Linked DNA regions of Homo sapiens: all the other regions are linked to region 1. The links are chromatin loops, found by intact Hi-C in ENCODE. Cell type or tissue: Calu3. All regions are shown on one strand. Each heading gives the region's core, and the rest is flanking DNA. Links, peaks and the distances in the headings are about the cores only.

Region 1 (10,719 bases), core at 3,090-5,589:
AATTAATTTGGATAGTTTATGAAAAATTTCCACACTCTTGTTTATTCTTCTTTCTTTTCTCCTTCATCTTTATCTCAAACAGAAGAAGACCATTTTGTGGTTTAATGAATAGATAGGAGTTCAAAATTAAACGGACGTTTTCATCTGGAATCTTTTGTTGTTACGGTGAATTAATCATGGAGAAAGGGTGCAGAAAGCTTTCAATAAATATATGTTCAGCCTTTAGTCTCCCCAAGGGAACTCTTACTTCTAAAATCAAACGCAACAACCTCTGGGCTCTAATTGATTTCTTTCTTGATCCCTGCAGAAACTGACATGGAAATCTAGACAGGCCGATGTAGACACATGCAGAATGAAGGGAAAACATAAGGTAGGCAATTTTCATTTCTCCTGCAGCTGCCACTTTGGGTTAAGTTTTTGACTGTTATCTCCAGCCATAGACCGTGATGTAGAATGGATTGTGCTTTTTCCTTTTTCCCTCAGTAATTGCTTTTTTCATCAACTTACTGAAGGCTTTAATTTGCAAAAATAGTTTGCTTTTAATGTGATGAAACATTACAACAGCTGCTAGGCCTGCATCATGAACTACTTAGGCGCACACAGGATTATGGACACAAAGCCGGCTGCCCAGAGTCTTGTCTTCTGAGTGTACGCCGATGCCCACCTCCGCAGTCCAAGGCCCACAGGGAGTCTGTGGAAGAGCTCATAAAAGGCTGCCGCAGACATGCAGGGTTTTGTGCCTGTGGTCATATAACAACATAAAAACACACTTCAACCAGCAGCTTTGTACATCAGGGAACGCTGGAGCATCTGGCATTAAAATTAATATGATGGGAGGTTGGCATTTCCAGGCTTGCCTTCCTTTTGTGACATAAAATAAACACACAATCTTCCATTCTATGCTTTGTTTTTATTTACGTTGAAAGAGTAATCGTTGATGTCGGCATCATCTTGTGGTTAACATCAGGAAGAACTTGAACTTTTAATGGGAGAAGTCCTCAGCCACCTCCACTTTAACCTTACTGTCAGCCAACCATGGCATACAGTGAAGAATCAGTTTCTGTACTGAATGGACATGATACAAAACAGTTTGAATTATTTTTCAGGATGAGTGCCACAACTTTATTAAAGTTCTTCTAAAGAAAAACGATGATGCATTGTTTGTCTGTGGAACTAATGCCTTCAACCCTTCCTGCAGAAACTATAAGGTAAATGCTATTTGTCGGTTGGAACCACACTGCCAGGAGGCATTTCATAATTTACTGTGATTGTACCTGCAGCAACCTAAGAGGGGTAATTCAACACCACCTGAGTTCCTCTCACTTGTTCAACTTAATGTATTGCTCCACATGAGTGATCCTAAGCAGGCTTCTAAGCTTCCTGTTTGTTCAGGATTGATTGACACATCTTTAAAGAGCCTGCCTAGCAAAGTTAGTTTCTGTAAGACCCTTTTCTCTATTGTTCAGAAGACTGACATACTTACCACGTACACCATGTGGATTTCCTCTATTTTTTTTCTCCCTCCCACCCCACTATCTAACCTCTGAGCACAAAAGCACACTTATATGGTGAGTGATTTCTATTCTAAAAGGTATCTCAAAAGCACGGCATTTGAAACCGTAGACTTTCCTACAAGAACACAGGAATTTAATTCCATTGAGCACTCAGCTTTCTTGACCACGGCCTTGCTTACTTTGGCTTTATGCAAGGGCTGGAAAAAGCCCTCTTAAAGAGTTAGTAAATCTAGCTGGTTTTGATGCAGCTAACAGAGGTGCTGATGAAGGAGCAGGGACCTCGCCAGGCCTGGAAGCAGAGGTGGCAGTGATCTGAGGTCTTGGCTGCACCACTGTTAGCCTTCCTTGTACATCTTTCTGCCAGCCTTTGTCTCAGGAAACATGTACTGTGTTTCTACTGTGGCCCATCGCTGAGGTTGTAAAGACAGACAGGAGGCCTCAACCCTTAGGGAAGCCAGGCAGGGAGAAGAAAACAACAATTTCATGGGGTTGCTGCCATGGTGACATCATGCAATGGATTATGGAAGCACAACACAAAAGTTCCTGCCATGCATGAGGTGAGGAGTCTGGGAAAGCTTCAGAGGATGACCCCGTGTCTTCAAACTTTCCTACCTGTTGTTCCCACATCGGGAACACAAATACCACCGCCCTTAAGAAACACAGGCTCTACAAGGGCAGGGATCACATCTGTGATTCTCCAGAACCTAACATAGTGCCTCCCAAACAGGCGTTTAATTAATTTTTGTAAAGCACTGAATGAGGCAATGCCTAACCTTTGTCTTAAAGGGTAAGGAGAAGTTAGCCAAATGAAGGAAGAAAAGCATTCCAGTTAGCAGGGAACAGCATGAACAAAGGCATGGAGTAAGAAATGGCCTATTGAGCTTGAGAAATCTCATTTGATTCTGAATTGTGTGACTGTGAAATGACAAGTGTTAACAGAAAAAACTGGAGATGTAGATAGCCCCAGGGATGAAGGGAAGAGAATAGATAAAACCAAACCGGTAGGATTTAATAATAGATAAGCACAGGATAAAGAGAGAGAGAGGTGAGTCAAGAATGACTGCTAGGCCATCTCTTGGCGAGTAGATGGATGGGGCTGCCACCAATTCAGACAGGAAATAAAGGAAGAGTTGTGAGATTGGGGTTGGGGGTTGGGGGAGTGTGAAGGTATGGGCTCCATTTTGCACAGTATGAGAATGCCAAGCACTGTGAACGGCACTGCCTATAGGACATGAATAGAGCTATCTAGCAAGAAGATGGATCAGTAAGCTTTGGTTTAGAGACAGATGTGGAGAGAAATATAGATTTGGGTTTCATCATCATAAAGTGAAACCCTAGGAGTGGGAAGAATGAGAAAAGCAATGATAGGCTGGAATCCGCACCAACAAGCTCACCAGAAAAACCCCCTGTCTTTTTTTGGCATGTACAGTGAAGGGAGGGTCTGTTTGACCCTCATACTTATCTTCCATCTTACACTTGGAAATGGGCACCAACAGGGCCAGGATTAGGGTGGAGCAAGTGAGGCATGTGGCTCAGGCACAAAATAGAAGGGTTCACCAAAAAATTCCGTAATTAAGATGTTAGATTTTTAATGCAATATTTTTTAAAAATCAAAATTAATTAATACATACAGGTCTGTCATAAACCAAAGATCAAGTTTTTAAGTATAAAGACAAGATTCATCAGTTTATAATAGAGGTAGCCAGTCTAGCCCAGCATTTACTCTAGCTAGTGACAGCATACAGATAAGGTTTCAACTTTAATTTACCACTTAATATTCCATCCCTGTTTGTCATTGTTTAGGACTCATTAAGATTAATGCTTCTAACAAATCCCAAGGAATTCCCTAGATGGAAAGCTATCTTTTATGACAAAGTACAGGTTTTCTTGGCACAGTAATATACAGGCCATGAATGGTCTGGCTTATTCTTCCTGTACATGTTCCATTTCCCATGATTCTACACTTATAATAATGCCGTCACCTCTTGCTTGTTCTTGCCACACCTGCTGAGACATGCTCCAGTAGCCCAGGCCTCTCAGAAGCCACAGATGGGATGTTGCTCATGCTCAGTTCCCAACAATATGCCTAGCGCTGTGAATGGTAGTAAGAACCCTTGGCATTGCTCAGAAAAGTGTATTTTTAGACTCAGGGGACAGTGTGACATTGCTGATGATATGGGACATAATGTATTTGGCTGCAGGGAAAACGACAGCTTCTGTCTTAAGTGCTTTTTATCAACAGATCAGGACAAAGGTTCAAAGTGAAAACAATGACCAGTCTTCCAGTGAAAAACCCAAGTCTTATCATAGCACACAAGCATCAAGTTGATTAGAGTGACATGAAGCAAGAGAGTGACAAATTTTCAGTATCTGCCTCTCTACCATGCCCTGATCTATATTAATTTTTATAACACAAGTAAGCTGAATGTGTTAGAAAGGTTATAGCCCCAAATTAGATTATCAAGATTATCTAGGGGAGAGCTTTGAAGGCTACCCACTATAAATCTAAAAGTGCACTCCCTGCCTTTTTCCTCCTATTCTCTAAACCTTTTGAACTTCTGCAAAAATCAGGCTGGGTCTTTGTATAATTATCTGTACCTGATAGCTGTTTAACTTCCCAGGAGCTGCTGCTGTGAAGTCTAAGATTTGATGACTGCTTCAAGGGTTAGTTTTCACTTCTTGGAAAGAGGAAGTCACCATGGCTTTTGCCTCTGGACCTTTCCAACCTCACAAACCGAAACATTTGTACTTCACTACTTCTTGCCTTTGACCAGCTATAGGTATAGCCACTTTTTTTTTTTTTTTAGGTTAGTTACATTATAAAGAAAACCATATACCCCTTGTCTATTGTTTCCTCCTTGCTAGGATTAGAGCGTGCACAGCTTAGGATAAGGGCATTTCCGTTGCATCACTGTGTGCTAAGCATCATTTTTGAATACATGCCAGACCCACAGACCACAGAGTCTGTCAGAGTTCAACAAAAAGCTCTTGGTTGGTATAAAATATCTGAAAAGGACTTTCATAAAAAAATGTGCTGGGTGGAAGAGTACACTGCTTGAAAGAATGTCTGATTTGACCATCTTTCCCCTAAAAATATGTTTTTAACACAGCTATTTTATGTGATTCTCAACTACAGTTTAAAAGTGGCTTCAACAGGGTCCATCTCAAAGTGATTACAGATTACAAAAGGCCTGTCACATCCTGGAAATTATTTCTGAGGGTTTAGGGCAAAAGAAAAGGTTGTTGTTTGTAATTAAGTCTGATTATTTCATTTAGATGGATACATTGGAACCATTCGGGGATGAATTCAGCGGAATGGCCAGATGCCCATATGATGCCAAACATGCCAACGTTGCACTGTTTGCAGGTAAGCGACCTGATTTCTCCTCGTTGCACTTGCTTTTGCTTGTTTCATCCTGTCACTGTGAATCTGCTCTAGAGGATTCGTGGAGTCACAGTTGTGCTTTGATTCTCTGGTGAATACTGTAATTAAGAATGCCTTTCTGTTTGAAATTAGTATGAAAATTGTACTTTTGCAAGTCTTTGCTTCACTTACCCATGTGTTTGTGCCTTCAGGAAAGGATAACAGCATAGCGCTGAACATGTGATGGATCAGTTAGGGAATGTTTGGGCTCAAATAATAGAAAATCCCACCTCAAACCACCAATGTAAAAAAAAAAAATTAAATTTAAAATCCCCTACTGATGTGCCTTTATTGTTTAAGGTAGGATGGACTTTGGGATTGGCTAGGTTCAACAACTCAACAGTGTCATCCGGGAGGCAGCTCCTTTTCATTCCCATGCTCTATGTCGACCTCATGATGAGACTGGTGGTTCTCACAGTCAGAGGATGACTGCCAGCCCCAATTAGGGCTACATGTCTTCCTGTCCACATATAGAAAAGAAAGGGAAAGAAACAAAAGGAAGCCTCTGGAAGCTCTCTCAGAGCAATGAGGCCACATACCCCCAAGCTTCCAACAAACATCTTCTCAAATATCATTGACCTGATTAGGTTACACACCCATCTCTGACCAAAAGACTATGGTGGGTGAGGGGAGGGTGCTAATTGCTTAGGCTGACCTCTACTCCCCAACACTACTCCTTCTTTCCACTGCAAAAGATATAAAGAAATAGCAAACAGACCATCATTTTCAGATGTAGTGGGATTTTTGTGTATGAGTTTGTGTGCTTTAATTAGAAATTTATTTAGGAATTCATTACCAGCTGTGTATGTGGAGGTGGGTGTAAGAGAAGTGTTGGTATAATAGTGATTCTTATAGCTTGTAATAAAGCAGTTAGCTATAATTTCCATCACAACAGCTAAAAACTGGCACATACTAGCTGGATGAGGGACCCTAGGGCTTTGATTATGAAACAAGATTAGTTCCTGGCTTCCTGAACCTCTCCCTCAGTGTCATTCATTTGTGGGCCTGGATCTGCAGTGATAGATTGTCAAGTTAAGAAGGGCAGGTTCCTCGGGTTCTCCCCCTAAATGAGAGCACAGGATTACTGAGAAGCAGTTCCGTCAAGAATACAAAGTCTTGTAGACCTATTTGTAAGGTATGAGCAAGGCTAGTGGAAAGAGTACTTGAGCATACTCCCAAGTACATGACTACTGCTGGAGGTCCTCACTGACACTTGGAACCTGCATTAGTTGGGGCCTTGGAGAATGTGGGCTGCAGGGGAGAATTTAAATTTAACTGTAGGGCCAGGAGTGGTAGCTCTCACCTGTAATCCCAGCACTGTAGGAGGCCAAGGCGGGGCTATAGGAATATAGAATACATATTCTATAGTCTTATATAAAGAATGTCTTTATGACCTGGGGCTCAAAATCCATAAGAAAAGTTATGATTCGTAGATATTTTTTGGGCCAATTTAAAGGTTTGCTCTCTGCAGTTTAAATCTACCAAAACTTATTGATATATAGCTGTTAATATTGCAGATATTAAGACATCTCTAAATTGAACCTGGACAAATTTTAATTATTTTAAGACCAAAGACAGACATCGAGATCTTTGTTTAAATATATTTGGATATGAGTTTTTTTAAAACAAACAAAACAATAAACCATTATGTTTACACTACATATAAAAGAGCTTGAACAGTACTATGTTGTATGTAAGTCACTTTGACATACAACTAATGAATATCTGCAATCCACTAAAAGTGAATCACGGAAGTAATTTTTTTATTTTGAATATAATTCTTGTTTCCATGTAATCAACATAGATTTTGCTATTCTAGAACACCCCTTTTGATTATTTGTTGGCAGAGTGTTTGCTGAGCCAGGAAGGAACCAAAAAGGTCTAGAGACTAATCTTCAGTCTGCTTTATTCTCTTATGCCTGGGATCTACCCTCAATCGTATCTCCCCCAAAGCATGAATTACTAAAGAAAGACCTATTTGAACTCAGCGTAACCCCTTCCCCTTTCTTCTTGGCTTTAGCCAAGCTGTGTTTCGGAATGTTTTTAGTTTGTGACTTTGGAGATGCGGAAGCAAATACCTGTTATTGAAACCAGATTGCGAGGGTTTAGTGAACTGTCAAGCCTGAGGTCAAGAGGAGCTGTTACTCTCAGGACAGTAGCAATTTAGTCAGCCCGTTTTTGCTTATGAACCCTCTCTCTTCAACTTCTCTCACCTGATCAGGCTGAGGACTTCTTTACTTATGCATGTGCCTAAAATTTCTGGGGACACAATCAGCATCTATCTTTCCCTGGGCTCTCACCTAATCCAGTTTACCATGGTGTGGTGGCAGTAGTAGTGTCCAAGGATCCTTGGCCTTGAGGTTTCAGTCAAGGTCCAGCTAATCAAGTGAAGCAGACATCTTTCATCTACCCTGTTCCCTGAGCTGCTGCTGCTGCTGCCGCTTAAAAAAAATTGCCATGCAATTTTAAAATGAAAAATGTTTCATCTCTCATGATCCCAATTTAAAATGGTTAGGAATGTGGGCCAAGAGTTTTCCCAGCGACTCTTGGATTTTTCCCAGTTGTGCTATCTCATTTGCCTGATGTTGGAAAGCAATCTAGGGGATGTCTTTATTATTCCTCCACCCCCACTGACTTGCTCCCACCCTGTTCACCTCTTTTCTTTTTCTTCTAAGATGGAAAACTATACTCAGCCACAGTGACTGACTTCCTTGCCATTGACGCAGTCATTTACCGGAGTCTTGGAGAAAGCCCTACCCTGCGGACCGTCAAGCACGATTCAAAATGGTTGAAAGGTGAACAAACAATTAAAAGAAGGAGGGTCGGAGGGGAGGGGAATACACATCTTGTGGGAGATTTAGAGTCTGGAGGGACCAGACTGTATCTTCATTTGAGTAATGGCTTCTGACAGACAGAAACATGTAAATTGCATCTTTGGCTTCAACTGATTTATTTACCTCCCTTTTTTCCTTCCCCTGAGTTTCTGGAGTATTAACAAAACTACCAATGCCACAACAATAGAATACATTACATTCATGTTTTCTTGCTTCAAGCTCTCATTTCTGAGTTCTGCATGAAAAGAACTGAACAATGTATTCATGGAAGGGGACAGGGGCTTGGAGGTGGTGGAGAAGAGGAGAAAAGCTATTCACAACCCTGTATGAGTCAGGGTGACAAGGCAATGTATACAAAATCTTCTCTGTAATAGGGGCATTCCATTGTGGAAAATAAAATTACAGAGATATGCAAAATTCCATATTTCTTCATTGTTGATTGCAAAGCTTCTGAAAGAGATAATGTGTAAGTGTGAATGCCTTGTGAAATCACCAGCACTTGCATGTGTGAAGTCATTTGAAATGGTTAGTGTTAACCAAATGTCTAATGGTGCTACACTTTTAATTAATAACATGTCTTTGGCTACACTTGATTGAAATTCTGTTAACTCTGTTTGACATGTTCCCAATTAAAGTGCCTGTTTGTCTACAGAACCATACTTTGTTCAAGCCGTGGATTACGGAGATTATATCTACTTCTTCTTCAGGGAAATAGCAGTGGAGTATAACACCATGGGAAAGGTAAGAGGGGATGCTGTCCTTGGCTCAGTTTGTAACATTTTCAGAAACCCACACCTTTGGTCAAATGTTGTTATAAATGATCTTGAAATGAGAGCCATAAATCTAATAACAGAGTGCGGTCTGGAGGCCCTATCTGCTGTTTCAGAACAGTAACGAAATCGCAGGAAATTTCTTAAGTATTTCTATGGAAAATTTATGTTTGGTTGGTTTCATGCTGAGATTCAAGTATCTTTTTTTTCTTTTTGAGACGGAGTCTTACTCAGTTGCCCAGGCTGGAGTGCAGTGGTACAATCTCGGCTCTCTGCAACCTCTACCTCCCGGGTTCAAGTGATTCTCCTGCCTCAGCCTCCCGAGTAGCTGGGATTACAGGCATGCGCCACCGTGCCCAGCTAATTTTTTTATTTTTAGTAGAGACAGGGTTTCGCCATGTTGGCAGGGTGGTCTCGAACTCCTGACCTCAAGTAATTTCACCTGCTGCAGCCTCCCAAAATGCTGGGATTACAGACATGAGCCTCCGCACCTGGCCCGAGATTCAAGTGTCTTGAGATGTGGTTTCCAGGTATACTCAACAGTTTTGTTTTTTTTTTCTTAATTGAGTTGCTCCACAGAGACTGTAACTATGCAGTATCTTTAATCAAATTGAGTTTTGATTTTTGTCTTTATTGCAAAAAGCAATATACAACACTTAGGGGATGTCCATTTTAGTTCTTTTTACCAGAGAGTAGATCAAGGTCCCTAAGTTGGAGGGTAACATAGAATGCCAGGGTGGCTTGCACAGATTCAGGGCCCAGAGGCAGCTAGTGAGGATGGCAGAGATTGTGCATACAAAGTGTGCTTTTGTTTGAGGAAATAAAAAGCTAAGCAGTCTGTATGGAAATGACTTTATGTGGCTCGGAGCTGATTCCCTGAAGGATTTATGACTCTGTATTAAATGCCACAGCCTTATCTTTTAAAACATGCTACTCTAATGCTGAGTTTTCCTCTTTTTTTCTTTTCTTTCTTTTTTTTTTTTGTTACTGATTTTAGAAACAGTATTAAGCACCTTGTTGTTTTGTTTCTGTTTTCAAGGAATGCAGATTCTACTAAGATCTCCTTGCAAAATGAATGCATTTAATTTTCCCTATGTGTTTTTCCTCTGCAGGTAGTTTTCCCAAGAGTGGCTCAGGTTTGTAAGAATGATATGGGAGGATCTCAAAGAGTCCTGGAGAAACAGTGGACGTCGTTCCTGAAGGCGCGCTTGAACTGCTCAGTTCCTGGAGACTCTCATTTTTATTTCAACATTCTCCAGGCAGTTACAGATGTGATTCGTATCAACGGGCGTGATGTTGTCCTGGCAACGTTTTCTACACCTTATAACAGGTAATCATGCCCTAGCTGTGTTGACCTCATCAATTCTTCCTGGCTTCCTTCTCCCAGGGGGTTCTCTTCTAATAAACCATATTTGCAACTGACTGAAAATTGCATTCATTGTGTGTAGCTAAGAAGCACTTAACACTTAGTTTTCATCAACAAATTAAAAGTAGTTTATAAGCACTATTAAGTTAGGTTTTAGGGGAAGTAATTAGATAAATTATGACAATATCTTCTATTTATATAAGCCTGGTATATAAACACTTTTTATGTGTTATTTATAAATCCTTCTAGTAATCCTAGAAACTAGATAATATTGTCTTCTTTTTCCACTTAAGGAAAGTGAGCTCGACATATTATACTACCTGGTCTAAGTAGTCAGTAGATGGAAGAGGCAGTTTGGAACTCAAGAATGTTCGTCCTGTCTCTTCTAGGTCATCTAATAATTTGCAGTATTTGACTTTTAATATTCTCATGACGGGATCAGTACCTTTTGAAGTTAAAACATTGGAAATGTATTAAATTGCTACAGGGTGAAATCTAGGATTCAAGATAAAGGACTTTGGTTATTAACCTGTCCAACAAAGCCACCCTTGGGCAAGCTCACTCACCAAGTTGGGCCACAACCCAGACCCCAACCACAGCACCAGAATCTGACTCTGGAAGGCTCTAGTGAGAATTTATAAATCATCAAACATTGTACCTACAAATTATGAGTGTCAGCCTAGTCACTCCTATTTTTGTATTTACTTAAAACTAAGACTTTGAGCAACTAAATGATGCACTGGTAATTGTTCCTAGAGCAGTGAAAATGTGTATAGAACAGAAGGAAGATAAGCATTAGTGTTTTTCCTTA
Region 2 (2,500 bases), core at 1-2,500, 350 kb after region 1:
CCATTTTACAAAATCCAACAGTCACATGTCCATTCTTCTCTTTTCTGACCTCTCAAATAGCATCCAATACTGCCCTCCATCTTGAAATATTTCCTTCTCCTGTCCCACAAACTGATCACCAATGATCTCCATGTCACTAAATTCATTTTTTAACACTATGTAGTGATTATAAGCTCAGACTATGGAGTCAGACAGACCTGGGTTCAAATTATAGCACCATCACTTTCTAGTATCCAATTTAGAGAAAGATACTTAACCACTGAGTCTGGGTTTCTTCATCTAGTTAATAGGAAAATACTAGCACCTACTTCATGGCTGTGAGAATTATTATCTTCTCTCTCTGACCCTGCTTCCCTCTAACTTTACTTAGTAGCAACATGTGACATGATTCACCCCTAAGAAATGCTCTCTTCCTTTGGTATTTGGCTGTTCCTTCCCAATCACTGTCATAAGCTCCTTCAATTCTACTTGTCATTTAAATGTTAGTTCTAATATATCCTCTAAGTGATCTCTTCCATTCTCATGACTGAAATTATAAACTCAATGATTTCCAAACCTCAATTTCTAGTTTACAATTTGCTCCCATGTCTCAGACTACAAACCTGACAATCTCCACCTGGATATCTCAGGTACCTCCATATTTGAAATGCTCAAAAAATAAACCTGTCGTCTTTCAGGTGCTTTTTCCTCCATCTGAAAACTTCTCTGCCTGTCACAGTTTCTAATTCCTTGCTATTGGTTTCCATGTACTTCCTCCTTTGTACTAGTCATCAAACTTATATTTACTGGCTTAACATATGTATTTCCTGCTAGCCCATAAGCTCCATGACAGAAAATAAAACCTGCCTATATCACGAATACCTTGCCTAGTAACTCACATGTAGTAAATGCTTAAAAACTATTTCTGGAACTGAATTCAAGATGTTTAAAAAGTTAGTGCATATTTACTTTATTGAATTGAGCATTTTACTTGTCCAGATGTCTAATTCATTGTTAATACTTTTATGTCAAAATATTTATATTATTCATTTACATTACTGTCATTTCTAATACATGAAAAGGTATCTAATGAAATTTAAAGGTACTTCTAAACATATTCTGTTTTAAAAATTCTGTATTTATCAACTGCCTCTGGGTTTCAGAGACTACACGATTCAGAAGCTAGAAAAGACAAGTGAAGACAGTATTTGTTTCTTTACTATGGAATCCCACAAAATTTTTAAAAGAATTTTAGTAAAACAATATTTTAATTCTAAATTGCCTAAAATGTTTGGAGTATTTTTAACAGAGATTTTCTCCTCCAAGTCTCTATTATCATTTTCTCCACATAAATACTAACCTCTAATGGTGTATTAATATTGTGTATTTTCACTCTTCAAAGGTAAGTAGCATCTGAAACAGTATTTTTGTTAGCTTATAAAATCTTATTATGGATAAATGTAGACTTTCCACTTGACAGCCTGAAATATGAAAAAATCTTACACACACACCCACATATATGGAGGAAGTTTGCATTGCGTTATGCAGAAATTATATACATATGATTTGTATCAATATACCTGACTACATAATATTGTCTTTTAAAAAGTCATGTTGACCACAAAACCAAAAAAAAAAAAAAAAACCAAAAACACACATTAAATTGAGGGAAAACATTTCTGTATTGCTGTTATTTAGAAAACGTAAAACCTTGAAGGATAATTTCATTGAGAAATTGATCACAATGAAAAAGGATACAAAACAAAGAATCAGGAAACCAGAGTCACAAAGCCTTAAAAATATTTAAATAAATTTGATTCCAAAGAAGCAGGCTTTGTTTTCAAAGTATCTTGGCAATTATCTAACACATAAGAGTTATTTCTATTTTCTCTAACTGCTTGAGTATTTGATCAGATTCCTTCTACATGTTCTATAATAAAACAAAATACACATAACAAAAGCTTGTTTAATTTGTGCACTAAAGTAATACAAAAGTTTAAAAGAGGGGGCGCTATAATATTACAAAAATATCTGGGCTTTTTACTGGCCTCCTAAAATCCAAAGTAATTAATTACCTAGTTATTAAAGAACCTATTTTTGAAATAGTGTTATATCTTTCTCTAGAAGCTAAGAAATCTTCTGAATGCAACGTTTGCGTTTCTGTGTATATTCCCCAAAATGATTTCAGAAAGCCATTTATCAAACTAAATAAGATGTTTTGTTTTATTTTGGTTTATACCCTTTCACCTAGTAATCATCCTCTTGAGGAATAACCCTAAATCCTAAGAAGGCTTCTCTAATTCATTCATAATGCATAAAGGTTTACTGAGCATCTAAGTATATATTCACAAAGATGTTTATTACAATGTAACAGGAAAATACTAGAAACAAACCCAGTATTTGACAGGGTAAGAATTATTAAGAAATCCTAATATGTCTGTCATAGCCATAACATAATGCAGTCATTTAGAATATATTAATGATGAGTTTGAAATGATATAAAAAATGATTTGTTACAGCA
Region 3 (2,500 bases), core at 1-2,500, 50 kb after region 1:
GTGATGTCACCAATTTTCCTTCCATCTCCACATCCCCTAACATCTGATTCACGACTTAATGTATGTTGTAAGAAAAGAAAAAAGAAAAGAAAAAAAGGGAAAAAAGAAAAGCAAGGAAAAGGCTCTTTATTACTTAAAAGTAATAAAACCTGACTGTTCTATATTATCTTTTGTGTCCTGAATGCTTTTATTTATCTCTTAATTTTTCCTTTTTAAGCTGCTCTCCTCCCCACCCTTTGTGGGTATGATGCTACTCTTTCCTCCATTTGTATCTGGCTTCCAAAGCATACATAACGGTATAGTTTGATGTATTTGTTTGCAGTGTCCACACCCAGCCACCCCCACCCAAATTATTGACGTGTTTCTCTGCTCAAACCCAGCCTGGAGCAGGATTTTAGCAGAAGCCACCGGTAATTAAAAAGCAGAGCATGCATTGGCTCCTTCTATTCATTTTATGCATTTTCTTTTTATGGGCTTGTTCATCATCAAACATTTATGGTAGGCTTGATAGTTTAAGAGATCAAGGCTAGGATTTTAGTATGTAGGGTCCACTAAAAATAGATCCTTGCACAGATGTGACTTCAGTCTTCTTACATATTAATAAGGTGGAGGGGGCTGGATTTTACTCCTTGTTAGCATTTATCTTTTGTAACACAGAGGGTATATTGGAGGTATATTGGGACACAGCCTTTGATTTTTCTTTGGCAAAAAGAGCATTATTTTGCAAAAAGAGCATTATTTCTTTTGCAAAAGAGCATTATGAAATGCCTAGGTCAGGTTTTCCTCTAGGGGTGTTTTTAAAACAATTATTTAAATAAGTCTTCAGCTACAGTATTTTACTTTTGACCCTCTGAAATTTTTTTTTTTTTTTTTTGATGCTTTAAGTCAGTTGAGTGTGGGAAGCTGCAGGTTGAGGCCTCAGTTCATACCTATAGTGGCCCAGTAACCTTTAGATTGCCATCTCCAATTGTGTTTCTTGAATTACATCCATAGCGCCTGGCACAAAGTTGACTAGAATATAGTTTCTACCTCCTCATTTGCAAAGAGAGACCGACATGGCCCTTGTAGTTGCCATTTGGAGGTACGAACAAAGTACTGATGAAGCTCCCTAGAGGTTAGGGTAACAATATTTGTGCTGGTTCTTAAAGAACAAGTTTTCTGAACAACTAGCTCAGGCAGAGGGGACATCCTTTGCAAAGGCACCAAGTGTGCTCTTTGGGAAACAAAAGGTTCAGCAGGCCTTGTGCAGGATCTGTGAGAGCTTGGCAGGGCAAGTCTGGGAAAGGGTGGTTGGAGACAGGCCAGGAGGGACCTGGTTCCCATATGCTAGGAATTTAGCTGAAGCAGTGGAGTGCTCCCTTGCTTTGGAGTAAATAAAACAACAGACACCGTTTGTGCTTGGGAAAGCTACCTGGCCATAATGTGGGAAGTGAATTGGCCTAGAGAGGGACTGCAGGCCAGCTGGGCAGTGTGCCAGATGGCATGCCAAGTGGGTGAGAGCAACACAAGTGAAAACCGCACATCCAATTTCAGATGCAAAAAGGAACAGTCACAGAGCTGAGTCCTTTTTGCCAGAAAGAACTTCCACTGTATGTAATTGACAGGTTAGCCCTGCCCGGTTATACCCAAATGTCTTATCTAGAACTGACAGAATGGCCAACCTCTAGTATGACCCTTTCATTTTAAAAATGGGGGAAGCTTTGCGAGGCCGAGGTGGGCGGATCACGAGGTCAGGAGATCGAGACCATCCTGGCCAACATGGTGAAACCCCGCCTCTACTAAAAGGCAAAATTTAGCCAGGCGTGGTAGCGTGTGCCTGGAGTCCCAGCTACTCAGGAGACTGAGGCAGGGGACTCACTTGAACCCTGCAGGCGGAGGCTGCAGTGAGCCAAGATCGTGCCACTGCACTCCAGCCTGGCAACAGAGCAGACTCCATCTCAAAAAAAAACAAAAAAACAAAAAACTGGGGGAAGTTGAGGTCCACTGAGTGAAAGGATTTGCTCATGCTCCAAAACTAGTGGTAGAGCAGCTATTCTGAAGACAAATTCATGGTCTCTTTCCCCAATTCATTCAGATCAGTAGAGCAATACTAGCTAGAAAGACTTGATCCTGCTCACCCATCTAGACAGCATCTGCATCTTTCTCAGTCATCCTTTCTCACAGGAAGCCCTTCATACACACCCACCCTTCACAAGCTGGGCTTCCTAGATCCCCTCATTTGGGTCAAGGCATGGGGTTGGAAAAAAGCTTGGATCACATGGGCTTGAGGTATAAAGTCCCTGCAGTGCAACCTGATACTTGATCTGGTGGCTTTTGCTGCAGTCAGCTTTGTTCTGGGCTGCTGAAGAGGTGAAAGAGGCTGAACAGGTGCAGCCAGTATTTTAGCTGGGGCCCCCCGGATGTCCCTGCTCAGACACGAAAACTGCCTCAGACAACCCTGATTTTTAATTGTGTTTGCTTGCTAGCTTGATTGTTACAAGGTTTTTAGACTGTTTCTCCA

Evidence for each region. A loop is a pair of places that touch in the nucleus more often than their neighbours do. Peaks named below come from ENCODE experiments on the same cell type or tissue, not always from the same donor. Only the 100,000 strongest peaks of a DNase experiment are listed, where the experiment ranks them.
Region 2: a loop joins it to region 1, with 9 times the contacts of the local background. A loop is called at or near these places in 7 of 110 quality-filtered maps.
Region 3: it touches region 1 in a loop (4-fold over the local background); 2 of 110 quality-filtered maps call a loop at or near these places.

Annotation. Positions count from the first base shown.
Region 1 is chr5:116,485,902-116,496,620 of GRCh38, reverse strand. SEMA6A (semaphorin 6A) reads left to right here. Exons shown (of 19, transcript NM_020796.5): 5 at 308-370; 6 at 1,107-1,208; 7 at 4,791-4,881; 8 at 7,614-7,733; 9 at 8,425-8,513; 10 at 9,655-9,872. Among named protein-coding and RNA genes, the nearest start is that of SEMA6A-AS1, 44 kb to the right of the region's middle. RefSeq lists an enhancer at 7,428-8,627. In Calu3, for the core only: no CTCF peak of the experiment used is centred there; a DNase peak (open chromatin) is centred at 4,440.
Region 2 is chr5:116,142,194-116,144,693 of GRCh38, reverse strand. The region is part of intron 5 of COMMD10 (COMM domain containing 10); the gene reads right to left. Among named protein-coding and RNA genes, the nearest start is that of COMMD10, 58 kb to the right of the region's middle. In Calu3, for the core only: no CTCF peak of the experiment used is centred there; no DNase peak of the experiment used is centred there.
Region 3 is chr5:116,441,221-116,443,720 of GRCh38, reverse strand. It overlaps SEMA6A (semaphorin 6A), which reads left to right. Exons shown (of 19, transcript NM_020796.5): 19 at 1-166. Among named protein-coding and RNA genes, the nearest start is that of SEMA6A-AS1, 5.0 kb to the left of the region's middle. In Calu3, for the core only: no CTCF peak of the experiment used is centred there; DNase peaks (open chromatin) are centred at 1,470 and 2,337.